Regions from separate parts of the Homo sapiens genome. Here region 1 is linked to region 2. The links are chromatin contacts, found by Hi-C or POLR2A ChIA-PET in ENCODE. All regions are on one chromosome and are shown on one strand. The core of a region is the stretch at or near the end of the contact, and the rest is flanking DNA. Distances in the headings are between cores, read along the strand shown.

Region 1 (2,700 bases), core at 85-2,584, 400 kb after region 2:
AAATGCTCAGTCAGCCCACAAGCTGTCATGCGTGACTATCTCCAGGGCAGACAGGAGAGCAGGAACCCCTTTCTGAAGCTGAGTTCTGATGCAGAATGTTTTCAGGGCTTAAGACAGCCCCCACACAGCTAGCCAACAGAACTTTCTGGGCTGCGGTCAGTTAGCTATGTCGCACAGGAATGGCATCTGCTTTCACTTATTTCAGAACTCAAGCATAAGTCCTGGGAGTATTTGACCAAAAGAGCCTCCCGCTTGGCGTGCGAGGGTTAGGTTTCCAGAAGATGTAGCACGTACCTGCGCTTTCAACTCCCAGAAGCCAAAGCTATGGAAAGATCTCAGCGTGTTTTTTTTTTAATTTTATTTTAAAATCATACCGTTTTAAAAGTTCTGCTTGTTATAAATCCAGCCTGAAAGCAGATGAATGAAACATAGACCCACACAAAAAAAATCTACAAGAATAGATCTTTTTTTTTTTTAACTTGGGGTTTTTGAGGAGGGATTTTAGAGGAGTGGCGGGGAAGCTACTCAGTCGAGATAAACTCCTTAAAAGCATGGGCAAAATTCCCTTTTCTGTGACCAGTTTTTTTAAAAATGACAAAGTCACACAAGAGAGGAAATGAAAAGGGAAATTTTTAGACTTCTCATCTGTGCTGAAAGCCCCGGGCTGTTTCAGAACCCGGTCAGGGTAACCGTCAGGCCTGCGGTCACCGCGCTGCAATCCCAGGAGGCCTTGCGTCAGCGGCCATTATATCAATAAGGAAGTACAATCACCAAACCACAAGCCGGCTTCTTTTCTAAGCCCACATGTTGCTTTAGAGGGTTTTCAAACAAGAGACTTTCCTGTTTTTGAAACCTGTGAATCCACAGGTCTTACAGGTTACTCAAATTATCTTATCACTTGCAGCATGAATTTCAAAACTGCTTACTCCAGCCTTCCCCTCCCCTGGAGGAACAGACGTCCATTTACAAACCAGAATCCTTATTTACAGTGTCCCGTTGCCAATTGCTGACACAGAAGGGGGAAAAAATACCAGTTATACATTAAGCTTTAAGGTTAAAGTATCTGTGCCAGACGCTGTCCAAACACCATCTATTCACTGACCTGAAGGCAGGATGACCACACCGGAGAAAATTCTACAGAAACAGTTTTGCGGTCACAGCAGTATTCCTTCACAGAGCCAGGCTATGTTTCCTGCAGATGCATACACATGCTTGCAAATGTACTGTAAGAAATCATCACAATTCACAGGAAACATATTTATCCTAAGATGTGTAGCAAATCTGTTGGAAATTTTTAAGCACAGCCAAAAGACATCCCAAACCACCTATGAGGTTGCTTCCCAGGTTGCTGGAAAAATCAACGTAGGATAGCATCGGTAGAGGACGCTACCGCGGCGCAGGTGAAAGATGTAAACAGTGCAATCTAAATCTTCAATGGGATGCAAGTCAGACTTATTTTTCTCTTGAGCAAATAAAAAGATTCAGATTAAAGAGTGCCTTATAGAACTGGTACAGAGTTCTACATAGAACTGATATAGAGTTCATCTAATAAGAGTGTCTTATAGATGAGATAAATCCATAAACAAACGTCTCTCTTTCCTGCTCAGCTCAGCAGCTTGAGAAAGATGTGCCACACCTAACAACTGCATTTGACAGCCATCTCCTGGTTTAACTTCTACCCTGGCCAGCGGCCACTTAGCGTTGCCCCAGCAATGCCTGCAGACTTCATCACGCGCTCCCTCGCTGGAAGCGTCCCTCCTAAGGCAGACCTGAAGTTCACAGAGGGCTTCTGGACAGTAGTTCACATTCTGTTTTCAATGGTGGCCTAATCAGACTGAGAATAAACAACAAGTGAACTTTATCCTGCAGCTACAACCAGTGAACTCTAAGCCCATTTCACAGAATGCACACAGCAATAATGGATCTAGCAGACACTTATCTAATCTCACACTTTCCGTCTTTTTGGGTTATAATCAACACTTAGCTCATCAACACACACACACACACACACACGCACATCTTCCAAAAAAGAACCTGCTCTCAGTTTAAGCACACTGAGATTTTATTTATCTTATTTTATTTGTCTGCATTCCAATAAACCTTCTAACATTGAAATGTTGAGACAGACACTCTAAAGTCAGGATGCTGTGATGTTTATGTTTGAGGGAGGGTTCTTTCAAAGTAGCCAAAATTGTCTCTCTTAGGAAATGTGAAGTGTGAATGAAGCCACACCAAAAAGTCTCAGAAGTAAATCTCTCAAAGATTATGACCAGCCTGTTGTGGAATAACGCAATATATCCTTAGAGGAAAATACAATAAAGTAAGAGAATTCCAGGCTTCCTACACAGGCCCAGTAGGTATTTTTTATCTTAATAACTCGTTGGTAAATGGCCTACTATGTCCATAGGAAAAGCATCCTCTTCTTCAACTGTGTTTTAAAAAGAATAACTTCTTCTTTCCTCCTTTGGAAAAGCCATTGCTCCAAAATTCACATAAAACAAATACAGACTGGTTTTCTGTTCCTTTCACTTTCTGTCCCTATCACTTTAGGCTGTGGTAACCAGGACTTCTAGGCCTAAATATGCTTGCCTGATTTTGCCTGAGTTTGCTGGAGAATTGCTCAACCACCCTCTCACTTTGGCTGTGTAGACCATAGCTCTTGCCCTCCCTCCAGGGGAGAGGCATTAACTAATGAAGAAA
Region 2 (2,700 bases), core at 165-2,664:
GTAGACACTTTGAAAACACAAAGTATAAGATGCAAACATGAAATCACCTATGAACCATGACATGCAGGTAGCATTGTCAACATTTTGAGCTGTTTCCTCTCAGCTTTGTTTCAATGCCTACATTTACAAAGTTGTTTTTTTTTTTTTTGAGATGGAGTTTCGCTCTTGTTGCCCAGGCTGGAGTGCAATGACACAATCTTGGCTCACTGCAACCTCCGCCTCTGGGGTTCAAGCAATTCTCCTGCCTCAGCTTCCCAAGCAGCTGGGATTACAGGTGCACGCCACCACACTCAGCTAATTTTTGTGATTTTAGTAGAGACGGTGTTTCACCATGTTAGCCAGGCTGGTCTTGAACTCCTGACCTTGTGATCTGCCCGCCCCGGCCTCCCAAAGTGCTGGGATTACAGGCATGAGCCACCACGCCCAGCCTACAAAGTTTTGTCTAAGTAGTTCCAAAGCATTTTAAAGGTAGAGATAATGGATTAAACTATAATGCTCATTTGAAAAGGAGATTTGCCTAACAGCATATTTTAAGATCTTTTTTTCTAATTAGAGAAATAAAGAAAACTTGTAAAACACAGAAAAGCATAAAAGAAGACAGCAAAAGTCACTTGGATTTCAACCAAAGAGCATTATGATGAATGTTTCAGTGTGTGCCTTCCAGTGTTTTTTTTCTATGTATGTATGTACATTTCTTATTTATTAAAAATACCAGTGTATCCTTTTGGCTGTTTGCTGTTTACAAAACACACATTTGCCCTAAAAATAAATATTCTTCTACAACATGATTTTTACTGACTACATAAATGATATTCCTTTATATAATGATGTATAATAATTTACCTAACCAATCTTCTATTGTAGGATTTGTAGGTTGTTGTAATTGTTCATATTATAAACAATGTCATGATTAACATACTTATGAATAATACCTGATTAGTTTCTTATAACAAATTTCTAAAGTAAAATTGTATTAAAGGAGATATATACACATACATGCATATATAATTTTTTGATAGATAAAACTAAATTGCCTCCAGAAAATTTATACTAATTTATACTTTCATTAGTTCAAGTTTTTGAAAACATGATTTAGAGGCAAATACAATTATCTCTGTTTTATCATTTGGGACAATTAAGGCAGAAACCAGTATCGTGGTGAGGGTTACACAGCAAGTCAATAGGAAAGATTACTTTGATAGAGATAAGAGATATCTTCTTACATGTACTTTACATATATTCTCATTTACAACAAACCTAAAAAGGAGTTATTTTTTAATCCCCATTTCCAGATAAGGAAAGGGGGCTCGAAAATCTCGAAGCCCTGACATTTCTATTCATTCATTATCCAGGCTGTCTCTATGACCACAGACAGCCTGACAATCCAGCTGCAATGTAGTCATAGAATCCTAGTGTGTAACTCATAGAATCCTAGTGTGTAACCCAGTACTACCAACACCAGATAAATCAATCCTTGCAGAAACAAATATTTAATTTTTAAATAAGCCAACAATCTGAACATTCACTGTTTTGATAAATGCAACCTAAAAGATCTCGTCCCCTGGATTTATTTTTCAGGTAAAAATAGCTCCATGGTTATGCCTTCTTAGGGGCTTGGTGGGAGGGAAGGGATGGGGTTGAAGAAGAGAAAAACAACTTCCTTGGAGGATTAGGCAAGGTGTAAGAGCATGTCTTCCAGGTCTAGATTGGCAGACCTCACGCTTTGACTCAGAAGTAGAGAATCTGCTTTGGTTTCCTGACTGGGTTGCCTTGTTTTTCAGCCACAGGGCAAGAAACATGCCACAGCAATGAAATAAAGGTGACATGTCATAATGAGGGAAAGGGAGTTATTCCACAGGCTGAGTCACCGCTCTCCTGCAGGTACAGAATGATACAGCCTACAGAAATTCAGAGCAGACTGTCAGACTGTGGGATTGAGTAACAAAGAGAAACAGGTCTACAGATGACCTAGCATACGCTTATTATTTTGAAATTTCTGAATTGTAAAAAATGAGAATGGTGAAGTCTTAGGTAGATCTAAGTTCATTCTTGCAACAAAAATCAGTTCCAAGTTTGCCTGGAAGTGAGGCATCTAATTCATAAAATAGTGGCTATAGTGACAGTTATATATTTGAGGGAAACTTATCTATAACTTCCAACTAACATACATCTTGGTGGAGTCTGAGTTCTACATTTTTCTGCTTTCTTCCTCATCAATTGTCATGGTTGACATTTGTTCTTTGAAAAGACTGAGTGCCAACCATGAGCTGGACAGCCCACTAGGCAAGTGCAATGACAAAAGAAACAAGCGTTAATCCTGTCTAGCCAGAGCACTAAGGAACCTGCTTATTCTGCGAATGCCTCAGCAAGGTCCTAAAGGAGAGCTTCCACTGCCTCCTAGGTGGGTGCCCCTGCTGGCAAGTTAATCATTCTAGGCCTCAGTTTCCTATTCTATAAAATGGGTGATAATAGTAACTATAAAGTAAGAAATAAAGAAGAGGTCACTGGACACTTGGCCTCTGGCAAGGATCTAGAAATGTCAGCAGCATAATCCTGCTTAACTCACCTCCACTACTGTTTTACCTGCTGCTCTCCAATGCTCACCTGCTCTAATTCACACTGTAGTAGGAAGTACTTTAGGTCAGGCATCAGGGGGCATTGCTTTAGTTCAGACTCCAGCATTTACTATGTACCTGTTGT

Evidence for each region. A loop is a pair of places that touch in the nucleus more often than their neighbours do. ChIA-PET counts read pairs that join two places held with the same protein, here RNA polymerase II (POLR2A).
Region 1: a loop to region 2 is called in a map of PC-9, with 6 times the contacts of the local background. The contact joins the promoter of LNCATV here to the enhancer-like site in region 2. A Hi-C loop is called at or near these places in 1 of 168 maps with a recorded cell type or tissue (PC-9). POLR2A ChIA-PET finds 5 or more read pairs at or near these places in 2 of 52 experiments (WTC11 and activated B cell).

What each region holds. Positions count from the first base shown.
Region 1 is chr1:234,962,665-234,965,364 of GRCh38, forward strand. LNCATV (lncRNA negative regulator of antiviral signaling) reads right to left here and starts at 1,335. Exons shown (of 4, transcript NR_125945.1): 1 at 1,103-1,335. RefSeq lists enhancers at 101-1,300, 614-913, 934-983.
Region 2 is chr1:234,563,022-234,565,721 of GRCh38, forward strand. It overlaps LOC107985465 (a long non-coding RNA gene), which reads right to left. Exons shown (of 3, transcript XR_001737831.2): 3 at 1,572-2,700. Among named protein-coding and RNA genes, the nearest start is that of LINC01354, 33 kb to the left of the region's middle. Within about 2 kb of position 1,415, at least 10 of the 41 ENCODE cell types and tissues checked have a DNase peak (open chromatin) inside an H3K27ac peak, as active enhancers do; they include PC-9, where a contact is called at or near this core.